Linked DNA regions of Mus musculus: regions 1 and 3 are each linked to region 2. A link is a loop called in an ENCODE intact Hi-C map of the cell type or tissue named here. Cell type or tissue: heart. All regions are shown on one strand. Links, peaks and the distances in the headings refer to the core of each region. The heading gives the core; the rest is flanking DNA.

Evidence for each region. A loop is a pair of places that touch in the nucleus more often than their neighbours do. Peaks named below come from ENCODE experiments on the same cell type or tissue, not always from the same donor. Only the 100,000 strongest peaks of a DNase experiment are listed, where the experiment ranks them.
Region 1: it touches region 2 in a loop (17-fold over the local background); 1 of 42 quality-filtered maps calls a loop at or near these places.
Region 3: a loop joins it to region 2, with 4 times the contacts of the local background. A loop is called at or near these places in 1 of 42 quality-filtered maps.

Annotation. Positions count from the first base shown.
Region 1 is chr11:60,534,388-60,540,321 of GRCm38, reverse strand. Alkbh5 (alkB homolog 5, RNA demethylase) reads right to left here and starts at 2,639. Exons shown (of 4, transcript NM_172943.4): 1 at 1,127-2,639. The coding sequence starts at 1,899. In heart, for the core only: a CTCF peak has its summit at 3,148; DNase peaks (open chromatin) are centred at 1,431, 2,341, 2,681, 3,061 and 3 weaker places; H3K4me3 peaks cover 3,275 bases; H3K27ac peaks cover 3,577 bases.
Region 2 is chr11:61,927,995-61,933,928 of GRCm38, reverse strand. It overlaps Akap10 (A kinase (PRKA) anchor protein 10), which reads left to right and starts at 3,672. Exons shown (of 15, transcript NM_019921.3): 1 at 3,672-3,940. The coding sequence starts at 3,853. In heart, for the core only: a CTCF peak has its summit at 3,564 (motif pointing right); a DNase peak (open chromatin) is centred at 3,588; H3K4me3 peaks cover 2,602 bases; H3K27ac peaks cover 2,330 bases.
Region 3 is chr11:62,547,734-62,553,667 of GRCm38, reverse strand. It overlaps Ubb (ubiquitin B), which reads right to left and starts at 2,497. Exons shown (of 2, transcript NM_011664.4): 1 at 2,073-2,497; 2 at 455-1,528. The coding sequence starts at 1,522. The coding sequence ends at 605. In heart, for the core only: no CTCF peak of the experiment used is centred there; DNase peaks (open chromatin) are centred at 2,187, 2,617, 3,167 and 3,807; H3K4me3 peaks cover 2,695 bases; H3K27ac peaks cover 2,653 bases.

The DNA.
Region 1 (5,934 bases), core at 1,039-5,038, 1.4 Mb after region 2:
TGGAGACATCCTCCAAATAAAATTTCACTTCATATAAACACTAGCAGTGTTCCAACAGATGATTTACTCTGCTGGGCAGGGCACTGAGCTAATTCTTAGCAGGATCTGGGGCCCCAACTGGCCAAGAGCCTAAGATGTGGTCACCAAATCACAAGGCCAAACACCAGGTCAGCAAACCAGCTGTATTTTGTTTTACTGGATCCCCATAACTGCTATGGCATTTCTACAAAGTGTCCTACAGAGGCCTAAAACTAAGCAAGAATTTTAAGAGCATGCTGCACTTATTTCTGGCCAAACCATTACAATGTTCAATACCAAAAAATCATTCTTCCTGAGAATGGAGAAATCTATATCAAAAATCCCCCAAAAGTCAAGGACTCTGCATTTTCTGTTAAGGAATCCATTACATTTTGTTAAACAACAACAAAAAAAAAAAAACAGAACAGAGAAAACTTTTAGATAAACTTAACAAAACAGGGAAAACTTTAGTTAAGCACAGGTTTTTAAGATATGGAAATGAGGTCCAAAACCGAAAGTGATTTGCTTTAAACCAAAAGGAAAACATGAAGCCTTGTGTTCATTCTCTAGGCACCACCAAAAAAAAAAAAAAAAAAAAAAAAAAACAACAACAACAACAACAACAACAACAACAACAAAAAAAACTGGCCAGTGCACATCTGTAATCTCAGCACCTGGGAGGCCAAGACAGGAGAATCAGACATTCAAGATCATCCTCCTTTGTGTAGAAGGTTGAAGGCTAGCCTGGGCGACCTGAGACCCTCACCCCATCCCCACCCCCAAAACGATAAAACAAAATGCAAGACAAGGAGACCACATTCATAGAACTCGAACTCCTATGCTAGTCTTCAGAAAGATGCTTTCAGATGAATTCTCAGATAAGCTACTATGGCCACTTCAAACCTGCCTGCAGGTACACAATTCCACATTAGTCTTATCCTGCTATGAGTTTCAGACACAAGCTTCCTATGGTTTGCACGCAAAAAGAAAAAAGGCGAGTCAGAACCATAATAAGAACCGGCTCCCGCCAGCTGTGGCTTCCCCGGAACCGGGTGGACACTTTTAGGCGGCAGGGTGCAGGGCCAGCCCCTCCTCCCAGGTGTGTTACCTGAGCACAGTCACGCTCCCCCTGCGCACCGGCAGAGAAAGCACAGGTTCCGACACCCGGATGGGCTTGAACTGGAACTTGCAGCCGAAGCAAAGTGCCGAGTCGCTGAAGAAAGACACGGACACGATGGGGCGCTCGAAGATGTGGATGGGGTCAACGTGGGACACGATGCAGCCGCCGGGCTGGTAGTCGTTGATGACCGCGCTGTTGACGAAGCCCTCGGGGATGACGCGGTGCTCCACCAGCTTCTGGATCACCAGCTGATGCACCCAGTCCGGGATCTCGTCGACGTCGCCCGGCGGGTAGAGGCGCTCCTGGCCCGGCCCGCGCTTCTGCAGCTGGGCCCCGTACGTGTAGCCCTCGCCGAAGAAGTACTTGTTGCGCAGGGGGGCCCGGTCCACCGTGTGCTCGTTGTACAGGCCCTTCTCGGCGCGGGACACCACCTCATCGATGCGGGCCTCGATCTTGGAGCACTCATCCTGACTGAAGAGCCGGATCTGCCGGATGCCGCTCTTCACCTTGCGCGCCTCTTCCTCCTTCTGCAACTGATGCTCCTCGTAGTCGCTGCGCTCGGGGTCCGAGTCCTCCTGGTATTTCCGCTTGGTGGTCCCGGACGCCGGGTAAGGCTCAGCGGCGGCCGCGGCAGCGGCAGCGGCAGCCACGGCGGCGGCCGCAGCGGCGGCGGCCTCCCGACTGCCCGCCTTGTAGTTGTCCCGGGACGTCATGGACTTGAGCTTCTCCCGCAGGTCGGTGTAGCCGCTGGCGGCCGCCATGGCCCCCGCCAACTCAACTCTAGGGTCCTCCGCGGCGGTCCGGCATGGCTCTCAGGGGACCCGAAAGGGACCCGAAAGGGAAGCGAGGGTCCTCAGTGCCAGGCCCCCATGCGTGGCTCAAGGGACCAAAGGGGTAGGCGTAGAGGGGCCGGGAAGGGGTCGAACCTCAGCCGCGGTCGGTCATGCAGCACCAGCTACAGCGGGGCTTCCTCCTCCTCCACCTTCTCCGCGTCCTGAGGGAAAAAGGCGCCGGCAGCGCCTCATGCCGCGGAGGGCTTCGGCCAAGACTCCGCCAGACTCCCGGTCGGACCCTCAGACGCCCGGCCCGGCCCGCACTTTAAAGCTCTCCTCACGACGTCACCGCCAGCCCGCCCGACCTCCGACAGCGCCGCTCCTTAGCGGGCTTCTCGACGCGCGTGCGCACTGCCGGCGGCCACGAGACTCCACGTACTTTGAGCATGCGCGTGCGTGCCGCCCAGTCGGCGGAGAGGCCGGCGCATGCGCAGACGAGGCCCGCTCGTCGGCCGCCGCCCCTCCCCCCACCCGCGGAAAGCTTCGAGAACAGCTCCCGAAAACAACAATTTGCCTGCACGCCAAGCCGCCTCCGGGGCCGAGGGACTCCACCCGCCGGAGTGTGCTCGCGGTGTCCACTGGACAGCGCTGCCGCGTCACGGCATCGTGCGGATGCCCGCAGACGCCTCAGCTTCCAGCGCACAAATCCTCGGGAATCGCCACAACCCAGTCCGCCCCGTGACCGCCCCCTTTGGAGCTTCCACTTTCTTAATTGGACTGCCGGCCACGCGTTGGGCAAACACGGACTGGAGTTTCCAGAGTCGGTTGGTAAATCATGCTTGTCAATCAACTAGTCTCCTTGGCTACTGCGTCCATCACTTAATTAGCTTCGGGCAGAAGCTCGAGGACCCCTGAAGAGTGAATGGGTGGCTAAGTAAGTGCCTGAATGGAGTTCTCGGCGACGAAAAGCCCTCAGGACTCCGGTGAAGCTTCGGAAACAGTGGAAAGTTAAAATTACGGGCAGGAGAGCATCAGGCCCAAACTGTGGAGCAAGCCAGGACAACAAAAGCTGGAGGCGCGCGGTCCGGGCACCCACACCCCATTCCCGCCGCCATCGCTTCCCGAAGCGGACGTTCCACAAGTCACGTCCCGGGACTGCCCACGGGTCGCGCAGCCGCGGGCACGCGCACGGGCACGTCACGTTCCTACTGGGGTTGGGCGTTGTTATAGGGGGCGACAAAAAGGCTTTCCTGTCTGAAGGGCGCAGATTTACCACGGATCGGTCCAAATTGGAAATATTCTTCAGACAGAAAATAAATAAATTGCACAGTGGGATGGTAAATGCGTCTCAGCACTCTGGAGACTGGTTGGAGGATAGCTCACAAATTGGATGCCAACCTAGGCTACACAGCGAGCCTCTGTCTCAAAACAACTACAACAAACCCAAACAATAAAAAATCCTGAAGCGGAGGAGAAAGCCTGAACAAAGGTTTAGCCGTGCTGGAGGTCCCTGGGCACTCCAGCAAATAGGAATAGCAAAGAGGTTCTGCTCTGAACCTCCCCAAGATGAATTCCAGCTTCCTTTTCTGGTTCCCAGTCCCTTTTCCAGTCTTTGATACTCCGTCAGATTTTCATATATCGCCGCCCCTCCTGGCTGTCCATGCTGTCTGTCATCTGTAATGCCTGTCCATCTACAGTGTCTGTCACACAGCTCACCCCTTGTCTTCCAGGCATCCCAGAGTCTGGTGTGTAAAACCAGGAACCAGTACTTACCTCGAACGGTGGTTGTGAGGATGGAATGACGCAGCAGAAGGATTGCTGATACAGCATCCAGACCTCAGTCTTCTAATCTGAAAACTGAGGGTGGCAGCAGTCTCTGTTGGAAAGTGGGGACTGTGTGGTAACTTGGAAAAGTTTGTGGAGTGGAAAGCCAAGAAATTAGGGAATCCAGGCCACCCTCTCTCCCAAACAGCAGGCAGACAAAAGGGAAATGGGTCTGGGGATTCCCGGGGCAGCCCCTTGGGCCCAGGTGACAGAGAGAGGGTGGAAGGGCAGCTGCAGGTAGAAGATGGACTGAAGGGCAAAGCCAGCTGAACTGGACTTGAGCCCGGTCTGTACTGTGTGAACACCTGGTGGGTCTCTTACCTGAGCAGTTTGCCTGGGCAGATTGAAGCTTTTCAGGAGCCCAGCTCTCTAAGCCTCTGATCTGCCTTTCATGGCGGGAGCTCTTTACCACTGCACCCAGATGCACCTAATAGCTAAGGTCCCCAGCTCTGCTCACCCAGGCAAAAATGACCCTCTTTGGGTACGGTGCACACCTTTAAACCCAGCACTAAGTTTTGTGTGTGTGTGTGTATGTACCTCAGGAGTTCAGGGCCAGCCAGGGCTACATAGACTGCCTCAGAAAAAGATTTTTTTTTTTTTAAGCGACTATCCCATAGGTTGAACTCTCCAATCCCAGGGTGTTTTCTCCTTGACTGTGCTTTTTAGTCAAGCCCAGATCCTGTGGGGAAAAAGCCAGGCTGCCTGGGTTGAACTTCACAAGGCCACTTGCACAAGTCCAATACTGTCCGCACTCCAGCAGCAATTTCATAATTATACCAGCCTCACTGGGATATTTTAGGGATTAAATGAGTTAGCATTTATCCAGGGCATGGCACATAGTAAAATTTGTTTGTTTGGTTGGTTGGTTGGTTTGTGTTGGTTTTGTTTTGTTTCTTTCAAGATAGAGGTTCTCTGTGTAGTCTTGGCTGTCTGGAGCTTGATCTATAGACCAGGCTGGCCTTGAGCTCACAGAGATCCGACTGCCTTTATCTCCCGAGTGTTGGGATTAAAGACCCTGGTTTTTGTTTTTGTTTTTTTGTTTTTTACATTTTACTTATTTGTCTTTTTCCCCCCTTTACATCCCTACACAGCTCCCCTCTGTCATCCAAGTCCCAACCTTACAAATCCCTCCCTCCACTGCCTACTTCCCTTCTTTTCAGAGAAAGGGTAGCCCCCGCCTTGGGTAGCACCCCACCCTGGGACATGTAGTCCCAGGAGAACTAGGCACATCCTCTCCCACTGAGGCCTAACCAGGCAGTCCAGGTAGGGGGAAGGGCAAGAAACAGACCCAGACAGCTCCCACTCCACTTGTTAGGGGACCCACATGAAGACCAAGCTGCACATTTGCTACAAATGTGTAGGGTCCAGGTCCAGCTCCTGTATGCTCCCTGGTTGGTGGCCCAGGCTCTGTGAGCCCCATGGCCCCAGGTTAGTTGATGCTGTGGTTTTTCTCATGGTGTCTTTGAACCCTCTTCCTTGCTCACTTCTATCCCCAACTCTTCCACAAGACTCCTTGGACTCCTCATGATGTTTGGCTGAGGGTCTCTGTATCTGCCTCCATCTGCTGGATGAAGCCTCATCAGGAGACAGTTACACTAGGTTCCTGTCTGCAAGCATAGCAAAGTATCATTAGTAGTGTTGGGCCAGCTCTCTCTCACATGGAATGGTTCTCCAGTTGGAGCAATCATTGGTTGGCTGTTCCCTCAGTCTCTGATTCATCTTTATCCCTGCACATCTTGTGGGCAAGACAAAATCCTGCCTGGCTACAGGAGGCAGTCACTTCAGACTTTATATCCCCCTCTGGTAGAAATCTCAGCTAGAGTCACCCCATAGACTCCCCGTATCGTCTCCAGTCCCAGGCCTCCAGCTAGTCACCAGAGATGACCCTGGTGATTTCCATTGTCACTCCCAATCCTCTCCTGCCCCTCCCTGATATTGTTTCTTGAGACAAGGTCTTGTTCTATAGCAGAGGATGCCTTTGAACAGATCTTCCTACCTTTGCCTCTTAAACTTACCTTTATGTATGTGTGTTCATGTGTGTGCAGTGCATTTGTGTGTAGGTACATTGTGACATGCATATTCAAAGCCAACCTCAGGTATTATTACTGGAGTGCTGCCTACCATATTTTGAGACAGGATCTTCTGCTGGCCTGGAACTTGCTAAGTAGGCTAGGCTGGTCTGGGAATCCTGTCTTAGCC
Region 2 (5,934 bases), core at 1,199-5,198:
CTGCCTCTAACACCTCACCTCCTCCTTTTTACTACCACTAAAAGAAACCCATAAAATGATAATTCCATCAAGGAGTAACCTGTTAAGTCAAAGCTGTCATACTGTGTCTCTGGAAGCACTCTCACAGACAGGCCCTGAGGTGTAATCTACTAACCCCCTGGCCATTGTCTGGTCCAATCAAATGAACAATCAAACTTAATCAAGAAACATTTTGCCCAAGAATGTTTGCACAATCCTAAATATGTAGGAATATAAAATAAGCATATGAAACATTTACTGATAACAAACCACAGAGAAATCTATTTGAAAACAATTATTTGACAGAAGTAGAATTTTACCATTTATTTAAAATGAAAGCAAATTGGCACACATACAAGACGGGTATGCTTTTTTGTTTTTACACAAAGAATTAAATCTTGGCTAAATATTTAATACTGTAAGACAAAAAGCATCATCAATGTCTGTCAGAATTGAATATTTTGATTTTGTAATTGTTACACTGCCGCTTTGCCTAAAGGCATAGTACAACAAACTATGCATGTTTGGGGCCATTTCTGAGTTTTTGAGAATCTCTCTGTTAACGGCATATATATATATATATATATATATATATATATATATATATATATAAGAAAATCAAACAGAAAATTTGAAAATCAGATGTTCTAACACAACACAATCCAAAGATACACTACTTTGATATTTCCATGCTGTGGCATGATGGTAGGAAATATTGAACACTTTGTTTTCCACAGTGAAGACATTGTATTTCTATAGCATCAGGAAACTTGATAAGTACAGTAAATAACACTGCAATTCATAATATCCAGTAGTCTTAACTCTGATCTGAGGGGTTTCAAGCATCATTTATTGGTGGAGTTCTATGTGGGAAAGTACTCCCTCAGATTCCTAAGTGCATCGTGTTTTGTGTGTTCAGAAGCAAGAGTGCATAATTGTTGTTGTCATGTGACACAGCAGGGCAAGGGCTGACAGAAATATCTTGGGACTTATCCAACCTTTGAGCTTTAACTTTATTTTTAACTGATTTGTTTGATCACCTACAACTGGACCTCTATGTTAGGGGTAAACATGCTTCTCTGTGTGTGTGTGTGTGTGTGTGTGTGTGTGAGTGTGTGTGAGTGTGTGTGTGTGTGTGTGTGTGTGTGTGTGTGTGTGTGTGTGCATGCAGAGGCCAGAACAGGGCATCAGGTGTCCTCACCTACTTCTTTTGAGTTCTACAGTTCTGAGCATATCTTGCCCAGATTGGGGTCTTCCAAAGCAGGTACAAGTTGTCTGGAGTGGTTATAACTACAGTAAGACTTCCTGAAGTGGGAGTCACAGCTTCACCAACAACCCTTCTTCCTTCCTTCCTTTCTCTATCTTGTATTACCATTGAGATCCTAGGTCATTACAAAGAAACCCAAACCATCCTCTATAAACAAGACATGATGGTGGCAGGATCTCTTGTGGGGTGGTGGTGAGGTGTATGTGTGAAGGATTATGAAAAGTCTTAATTGTAAAGTGCTAGGAACATAGAGAGTACATCACAAGTTCTTAGTAAATAATGATTTCGATTAGCTGACTGCTATGTCTAGCTGTCTGAGAGATAGTGGAAATAATAAAACTTATTCAAGGAACTAACAAAACGAAGCAGTTTTTAAATATACAATTCTGCAGAAAGGGATGCCAGCAAAAAGAAAAGTCAAAAATTTCTGGTGCAATGCTTTGGTACAAGGCAGTGATTTTTAAGGTCCCCCCAATCTGGAGGGGTTTTAAGTTCCCTCTAATTCTATTCTTGTCTCCATTGGCTAGAACTTGCCCCTTTCCCAAATTTCCCATGTTATTGTTTTAGGACACAAAACCTTATCTAATGAATAGTTTGGGGCTTGAGATAGCACCCCTCCTCCTTTTCTGACCATGAGCAATAGGGTAGCAGACTACCTGTAACTTTTTTAGAGTTCTGTGACAAGCCTGCACCAGCCACCAGCTAGGGGGCCTATTGCTTTCTTCTTATCTGTAAATGGACTGTAACAATCTATTTCTCACAGAGAATAAAAGCAACTCCAGAATCTCTGGTAGGGGGGGCTCAAAGAATAAACCTCATTGGAAATTGAGTTGAAAAACACTTCCTCAACACTGATTTATGTTTATTTAGCCTGAGAGAATGAGTAAGGATTCTAGAAATCCTAATGGAGCCAGAGCCCTCCCCTCAACCCCATTGACTTTTTGCTCATTTAAGGGATTTTTCTCACTCATTCGTCTGGTGTTCCTCCTGCCCTGATCAGCTAACCAATAGTTAACAAATACAAAACAGTCTCTGCCAAGACTGGAACTCCAGAAGGGAAAGGCAAAGGAATAATGTAAGACACACCACCCATTCTGCCTAAGAACAGAGTAGATACTCTAACTGTGGATCCTTTGCAAGTGTTGTCTGTGCTCCTAATTGCTAAGCCATCGTTCAACGCCTTGTTTTGTTTTTATCTGTTTGAGACACAGTCTCACCTTGGCCTAAAATTCCCTAAGTAAATCAAGCTGACCTGGGACTCAGTGATCCACTGGCTTCTTTCTGCCTTCCAAGTGTGTTAAAGGCTTTCACCACCAGAGCACCTCCCCTGGCTTGCCTTAATATTCTTAGGCAAGGAAAGGTTTTCAAGGGTGGGCAGTGGGTGGGAATAGGGGAGGGGTATGCCCAGAGTGTAATATTCATTTCCAAATCATCTCAGACCTCCACACCATTACCTCACATGGGGCAACCACAGCCCTGCTCTCCTTTTCAGTTCCTGCCCAGCGTGACCTTGAAAGCTGGCCTAGTTTCCTCCATACCAAGAGCAAGTTTAAAGACTGTTACTAACCTGGAGGGTTTAGTATGGTATCTGTGCACGATGTTATAAATAAGTTTAGCTATGATGGTTTTTCATCATTTAGCAAACAGGCTTGGAAACAAAACTAGCAAACTTATTAACCTGCTCTAATAATATGGTTAAGACTCCAGGCTTTACTTAGTTCCTGTTTTAACACACCGAATAATCAGGCAAGTTGCCGCTTCTGCACTTGTTTTTCCTTCTGTCTCAGGTAGACTTTGCTGATCCAACATAAAAATCAGCAACTGTGTGCATCACGAGTTCCTGGTTCGCTTTTGACAGTAGTTGTAGCTATAGTGGCCATCCATCCAGGGCGCTAAAGGTGGGTAAGCTTTAAGAAAGCCAGAAGATTTATAGGAAGGTGGCTTTCGAATAAGAACGGAAGAAATAGCCCTCTGTTGAGGCTCAGGTTGCTGGCTCTTTCTGTTTTGAGCATCTGTAGGGATTTCATCTGAAAATGAGCCTACCACTCTTTTTCTCCTTCCTTCCTGAGGTCACTTTGAGGGAGGGAGCTTCGGGAGCTACATAAGAGCAGCTCCTCGTCCTGCAGGCTCGCCTGCATCCCCCGGGGACCTGGCAGGGTAAAGCTGCCAAGCAGCCTGCGGCATTTAGCAAGATTCCGCGAAAAGGCTGCGCAGCAGTGCTGGCGGGGGCTTCCCGAAGAGGAGGAGGTTCAGCAAAGAGACGCTGTCATCCGAAGCCTCCAGGGGGAAGGGCTCGCGGACTCGAGGACGCCAGGTCACGTGGGCTGAGCGGGCGCGCGCCCCGGCCCCGCGGGAGGAGGTGCGCAGGAGGAGGCGGGGCCGGGGCCTCCCGTGAAGCCCCGCGCGCGGACGGACCGGAACTCTAAGCGGGTGGCTTGTTGATAACATGGCGGCAGCAGCTGCCGGGGCATCCCGAGGTGGCGGCAGCGCCCACACCCGGAAGAAGGGGCTGTTTTCGGACTAGTGCAGCGGCTCCTGCGGCCCCGGAAGTCCCGGCCAGCTGCTGAATGAGGGGAGCCGGGCCCTCCCCGCGACACTCCCCCCGCGCCCTCCGCCCCGACCCGGGCCCCGCCATGTCCTTCTTCCGGCGGAAAGGTAGCCGAGGGGTCGCCGGCGGGGGGTGAGCCGGGTCTCGGGCAGCGGTGGGGCAGCAAACCTGCAAGGGTTTTGTCAGGGCGGCCGCGAGGCTCTCGATGAGCCGCTCGGCCTCGGCGCCGACACCCGCGGTGCAGTGTGCTGCCCGGGACTCCGCAGGGAAGAAGGTGGCCTCCTCAAGCGAGGTCGAGGGGCATTGTCGCTTTGGGCCAAAAGTGTCTGCTTAAACCCATAGAAATTAACACCTGTTGGCTAAAGAAAAGGTTTTCCTGGTGTGTTTGGTTTCTGGAGGTTTGTATGTGTGTGTGATCCACGCGCGCACTGTGGATGAAGATCAAGGAAATCCCTTTACTTATAGGAAGTCTTGACTTTTCCGAATATTGGGGGGGGGGGGTTATACCTAAAACCACGTGCAACTGTTATTTCTTCAACTAGCGCTATTTTCTAGTTTCCTCTTTTGGGGGCGGGGGTGGAGAGCGGAAGGGGGCCCACTGTTATTCCTAAAATAAAATTTCTTACTACTGAAGTTCCGTATTCAGAAGACTACTGCTTTTGATGATTGAGCAACTTTACTAATTATTGAGACCGTTGCTGCTACTATAAACGAACTACTTAGATTTCGGATGTCCAGTTGTAAAAGCTTACTTAGTTTTTAAAGTAGAGGCAAGGTGATTTTGATCCTGGAAAGGGTTATGGTATTTCATTAAATATACATACACAAATTGATCAATCAAATCTCTTTAGGTGGAGGTGGTTGTATCTCTTCATTCTTACTGAGAAGATGTATCAGACAGACTTTTTTTTTTTTAAACATAACACCAAATCAGACTTGTATTCACGTGATAGCTTTTTCATAAACTCTGTAACCCGAAACAGCCGGTTAACCCACTTTTTTTCCAGCTGAGAATCAGATGATTCCTAAAGGCCTCATAGGACTGAGGCTGTCTGTTGATGCTAGGTGAGGGAATGAATGAAACTGGTAAATAATAGGAAGCTTTATCAGTAAAGTGTCTTAATATCTCTGGAGTTGTTAATGTACCTAGGTTGACAGTGTTGTGGTGCTTGTTTTTTAAGGGGGGGAATGCATTCTAAGTATGGGACTAATTCAAGTTGAACAACAGACTTCTGTCTGTTCATTTAACACACACTGTCGAGTGTCCAGTCTGCCAGACACTGTCTTAGGGTGTCATGAAATAGTTATATGGACGTAGTCTCTGTACCTATGAAACTCATTGATGCTGAAGGCAGGCAATAAATAAGGCCAAAAAAAAAAGTGTGTATATACTTACAAATTGAATGATGTGTAATGAAAGACTAATTTATGAAGAAAAACCTATTTTGGTTGGATGTTAGAAGAATTCAGTATGTAACCTTGAAACGTAAAACTAGAGGATCAGTAGTAGAATGTAACTTTAGAGAGGTCAGGAAAGACACTGGAGGTACCAGGAATAAAGAGCTGGTGCCCTTTAGGAAAGGCAAGGTGGCCACTGTGGCTGAGGCATAGAGAAGCAGATAGGCAGACACCACATTATCGAGAGTTTTATTCCAAATGCAGAGAGAATATATTGTAAAGCTTTTGAAGAGAGGTGACCTTACAATAAAGGGTGATCTGATTATTTGCTTAGAAAGTTTATTCTAGAGCCAGATGCTCAGCAGATAAAGACCCTTGCTGTGCAGCCTAACCATCAGAGTTAGAGCCCCAGGACCCACAATGGTGGAGGGAAAGAGTAACTCCCATTAAGTTGTCCTCTGACCTCCACACATGTGCTGTGTGGTACATCCACTCCCACAAAATAAATAAATGTACTTAAGGAGTAAAAAGATTATTCCAGATGATTTCTGGAGATTGAATGTGGCAAGAGAGCTAGAAACAACCTTTTTGAGGGGTTGGGAGTCAAGACAGTCTGGCTTTGTAGTCCTGGCCTTAGCATTTCCTGTTGAGATGGGGACCTTGTGGACATTCTTCTTCCTCTAATTTAGTATTTGGATTATAG
Region 3 (5,934 bases), core at 1,039-5,038, 620 kb before region 2:
ATTTTGGGGATTGAAGGGACACAAACCTTCCAATGACAGGTGTTCACTGTAATAGCTTTTAATTTTCTTTTCTATTACTTACCATTTCTCCAAGTAGGTGGTTTTCTTCCTAAAGAATTATCACAACCAGCATTAAGAAATCCAACCTGCTGGTATCTTACCCAAGCAATCATATGCAAATCAGTGTGACCTAGAGACCCCCCAAACCACCAATTTAAAAAAGTACTTAAATAAGCAAAGTTACAAAGGCTGTATGGCAAGCCCCACCCCTTCTGTGGCAAACTGACATTAAGGCTTTGCCATTAACTAAACAAAATTGCGATGTCATACAAGTATAAGCTGTAAATGATGCATATTTTAGTCAAGACCAATCTTTAGTTAAATCATGCCCAAAATAATCAGTTAAGAGCCCCCACCACCCAAGCCACCACAGAATTTCACAAGTGACACCATATATGCTTACCATGCAACAAAACCTTTATTAACATTTTTTAACAGAGGTTCAGCTATTATTGAAACTTGTAATTTCTAAACTTAAATTGGGGCAAGTGGCTAGAGTGCAGAGTAATGCCATCACTGCCCACTGGGAATGCAGACCGAATAATTAATAGCCACCCCTCAGACGGAGGACCAGGTGCAGGGTCGACTCTTTCTGGATGTTGTAATCAGAGAGAGTGCGGCCATCTTCTAGCTGCTTGCCGGCAAAGATCAGCCTCTGCTGGTCAGGGGGGATGCCCTCTTTATCCTGGATCTTGGCCTTCACATTCTCGATGGTGTCACTGGGCTCCACCTCCAAGGTGATGGTCTTGCCGGTCAGGGTCTTCACGAAGATCTGCATGCCACCTCTCAGGCGAAGGACCAGGTGCAGGGTTGACTCCTTCTGGATGTTGTAATCAGAGAGGGTGCGGCCATCTTCCAGCTGCTTGCCGGCAAAGATCAGCCTCTGCTGGTCAGGGGGGATGCCCTCTTTATCCTGGATCTTGGCCTTCACGTTCTCGATGGTGTCACTGGGCTCCACCTCCAGGGTGATGGTCTTGCCAGTCAGGGTCTTCACGAAGATCTGCATGCCACCCCTCAGACGGAGGACCAGGTGCAGGGTTGACTCTTTCTGGATGTTGTAATCAGAGAGGGTGCGGCCATCTTCCAGCTGCTTGCCGGCAAAGATCAGCCTCTGCTGGTCAGGGGGGATGCCCTCTTTATCCTGGATCTTGGCCTTCACGTTCTCGATGGTGTCACTGGGCTCCACCTCCAGGGTGATGGTCTTGCCGGTCAGGGTCTTCACGAAGATCTGCATGCCACCTCTCAGGCGAAGGACCAGGTGCAGGGTTGACTCCTTCTGGATGTTGTAATCAGAGAGGGTGCGGCCATCTTCCAGCTGCTTGCCGGCAAAGATCAGCCTCTGCTGGTCAGGGGGGATGCCCTCTTTATCCTGGATCTTGGCCTTCACGTTCTCGATGGTGTCACTGGGCTCCACCTCTAGGGTGATGGTCTTGCCGGTCAGGGTCTTCACGAAGATCTGCATTTTGACCTTGAATTTAAAAGGTAAAAATTTAAAAGCCTACTAAAATCTTCGATTCCCTACAAAATACTTCTACTCAAAACTCCTCCCCTTTTTGTCATAACATAAAACCTGTTTTGTCATGGTTTCAAACTGCTAAACCTTTCCAAAACACTAAACTGGCATTTGGAACATTCATCAACTGCGGGGCATCCAAGTTCGCTAACAATAGACATGATAAATTGAAAATAAAAAATATCCAGACCAGAAGCCATCGATAAAAATTCAAGTAATAAACAATGCCCGAGTGAGAAGTACCTCTTTTCTGCCTCCCCCCACTGAAATAACCACGATGGACTCTCCATCGGTTAAGCGTCCGTTAAGCTCCCTGGCGCGCGCGCCAGGGCCGCCCCCGCTCCGCGCACGCGACCAAGGCCCACTCTTCCCGGAAGGCCCGTTGCCGCGTCACGTCACCTCGCTCCCCTCCCCCACCCCAAGAAAAAAAAGGCCCGCTTAGCACCACGTAAGCCCCCTCTCTAAATCCTCCCATGATTCAAACGCCGTAGACAAATACCTGTTAACAAATGTGATGAAAGCACAAACCGCCCAGCGCGTCGAAACACCCTCACAGAAAGACCGCCGAACCGGACAAAGCCTCTCGTCACTGAGCTCAGTGGCCGCGCGAGCCGCTATTTATGCAGCGTCTGTTGCGTGACTGCTCACTCCTACGTAGCTGTTGTCTTCCTGCGCCACCGAAAGTAGTTCCGCGGGCCCCCACCTCCCCCAGACCAATTAGGCGTTTTTGCCGAGCTCCCGATTCTTCAGAACCAAAGAAAAGAGTACTACCAAACGAGAGACACTGTATTCCCGGCGTCTCGTCTCCTCTCGTGCAAAAAATTGAAAAAATCATCACGCGGATGAATCCAAGTTAAAGGGCCCTCCCTCGAAAGCTCTGGAAACCTCCTTGCGGCGCCAGCGCTGATTGGTGAGGAGTCAAAGATGAGGCCGACGCTGATTGGTGGAGGTCGCGGGCCGCTCGATTGTTGCTGGGCTCGGTTCTCGGGCAGTTTAACGTCGACGTTGCTAAGTAACCGAGTGCGCATGTGCGGGCGCTCGCCTTAGCGAAATACTGATGTTTCCTGCTTGAGGTGGGGGAGGGGCGTCTTCTCTTCCCGCGTCCGGAACCCCGCGTCCCGAGTTCCCCGTGGTTCTCTCGCACCCATCGCTCGGCGGCTTTACGCCACAGGGTGAATTGCGACCTCACCCTGCTCCCCCTGGCTGGACTCTAGCTTCGCCCAGGCCCCCTCCAGTATGAGCATTGATGCTTCCGTAGCCAGTGTTTTTAGTTGTTTTGTCTTGTGGCTTAGCCGCCCACGGGCCCAGATGTGGGTGGGAGTGGGGTGGCTGCCGGGCTGGAAGCTGAGGATTTAGCCAGAGACCCAGCCCAGAGCCCGGCCGGACTTACAGATTCTCTCCCTCCCCAGCAATCTACAAACAAAGGAAGGAAAGAGGAGAAATGCCTATTAGACTCAGTACCCGGGGTTCACCCACCTCTCCCATTGGGATGTCTATTGTGCAAAGGAAGGGAAGGGGCCCGTTAATCCTAGAACCTCAACCTCAGGACTAGGTTCTGAGGTTTTGGGTGTGGTTGCTTTTCCCTCATCGAGATCAACAAGGAAGGAGCAGAACTGCTCGGATTGCTTTGTCATGCGGAGTCACGAGGATGGCCATGTAAACAGTTTTGTTTGCATAGGCTACCGGCTTCCGTACAGTAAGAAGTCTAGCTACGCTAACAGATTAAACTTCACTCTGTAAAGGTTTACGAGTTATTACCATATTACTGAAGGAAACGTTAGGAACATAGCTGGTTTGCCTAGCATGAACCAAAAGCTCCAGTTTGATTCCCCAGCCCAAAGTCTGCTTTCTAGAATAAAGAGCAGGTAGAATTTTATTTGAAGTGAATTGAAATTCAGAAAATGTCTCCTTTGCATAGTATTTTATTTTTATTAGGAAGCATGAGTCGGACCTTGTTTCAACAAGCAGAGTATGTCTGAGTCAGACATTTTGAGGCACAGACTCAGCCAGAGTGCTGATCTTATGATTGATGCGATGACTTCATTGGGGTAAGTTCCAGCAATTGCCAGACGGGTTATTGCTTCCTAGTTTGTTTTGTTTTCAAAGTAGATCGTTTGGTGACTTCAACCCAGTAATAATATTTCAAAAGAATGGCATCTGGACAAGATAGATTTTTTTTTCCGTAGCATAGTTTTTGTTGCTTGTGCTGTGTTCACCCCTAGCCCCACCCCTTGGAGACTGGCCATCACTCTGTAGCCCTGGTTGGCCTGGGATGACTATGTAAATCAAGAGCTCACAAGAGATTCTCTTGGTTCTGTCTTCCGAGTGTTGGAATTAAAGACACGGACCATCGTGCCCAGCATGATGTAAACAGATTTTTTTAAAAAGTATTTTATATCTGAGTGTTTTCCTTGTATGTATGTCTATATAGTACCTGTGTATCTGGTACCTGAGGAGCTCAGGAGGGTACCAGATACCCTAGAACTATACAGACTGCTGAGTACTTGTGTGGCTGCTTGGGAATCGAGCAGCTAGTGCTCTTAACTGCTCCAGCCCTCTATAAACAGATTTAAAAAAAAAAAAAGACAGTATAAATTTTGAGATTAGAAGTTTATTGAGTTAGTTCAACAATGTTTCTCCAATTAAAAAGGAACTGTTTTCCATTTTTGTTCACAATAGAAAAAAAAATTGTGTCATCTTTAGGCCCTAAAACACATGAATACACCTGTGTGTGTGTGTATGTGTATTGCTCTGTAGACCAGGCTGGCCTCCCATCTCAGAGATCCCCCCTGCCTCTGCCTCCTGCCTCCAGAGTGTGGAAACTAAATGCGTGTGAGAAATATGTATTGACTGGACAGCAGTGACACAGTGACACATGCCTTTAATCCAGAACTAGGGAGGCAGAGGAAGGGGATCTCTGAGCTCGAGGATAGCCAGGAATACATCCTGCCTCAAACACAAAAATAAGGAAGAAAGGAAGGAAAAGGAAAAGACTTATTTATTGAAATAGGGTCTCATGTAGATCAGGCTGGCCTTGAACTCAATTATATAGCCCAGGATGACCTCACACTCATGATCTTCCTGCCTCTGCCTCCTAAGTGCTGGAATTGCAGGTGTGTACCACCATAACTGTACTGGCAGGAAAGAGACACTTGTATTCTGAGACACGTATGTCCTTCCATTAGGGCTATCAGGCCTCTCACACAGTAGACCCCAAGGAATTAGAATTTACTGAGGAATCTCACACTAAGAGAAGAAAAAGGCTTAAAATCCTGGATCTTGCCTTATAGGAATTTCTCTCTCAGGTAGAGATTTCACCCGGGTCTGACAACTTGTCAGACCACATTGAAGGAGAAACTGGAGTCCTGACAGTGAGGACTGTGGAGGCCACACTTCCATCACAACTGCTTAGTTATGCACATAACCAACTGTCTTATACTTAAATATTTTCTCATTTAAAAAAATTATTTATTATTATACATAAATTCACTGTAGCTGACTTCAGACACACCAAAAGAGGGCGTCAGATCTCATTATGGGTGGTTGTGAGCCACCATGTGGTTGCTGGGATTTGAACCCAGGGCCTTTGGAAGAGCAGTCAGTGCCCTTACCTGCTGAGCCATCTCACCAGCCCATTTTCTCATTTTTAATTATGTGTCTCTGTGTGCATACATGCATGTGGACACAGGTGTCTGCAGTGGCCAGAAGAGGGTGTTGGATACCCCTGAAGCTGTAGTTACCCTGGAACTGTAGTTACCCCTAAACCTGTAGTTATAGGTGGTTATGAGCAGCTGCCTGATGAGGGTGCTGGGAACCAAACTCAGGTTCACTGCAAGAGCGTCAAATGCTCTTAACAGTTGAGCTGTGTCTACAGCCCCTTTATTTAAATCTAAACCTCATGTTGGCTCTTTGAAGATAGACTTGAGGGGAAGGCACTGTATGTCTTTATTTGTTCCTCGTTCCAGTGGCACCACATTGGGTAAATCTCCCTTTTCTCTTTTTCATTATTACTTGTCTGATTGGCCTATTGAAGACCGGTGGTCACGCCTAACTAATTAGGGCTGCCAGGGCCCAGGCTCTGACTGTAACTTTTCAGGTCTGTGGTGATATTTAAAATATAATATTAAGGGGCAAGAGAGATGTCTCAGGAATTGGGCCCTTACTACTCTTGCAGAGGACTTCAGTTTGGTTCCCTGCACCCCATATCAGGTAGTACCCTCCCTCTGTGTGGGCACCTGTGTGCACTGGTCTATGTAGCTATTTGTTTAACATAGTTAGGAGACAGAATTTATTATAAGTCAGAAATTTTAAAAGATGTATAGTCAGGCACTCATGCCTGTGAATCCCAGCACCTGCAGAGC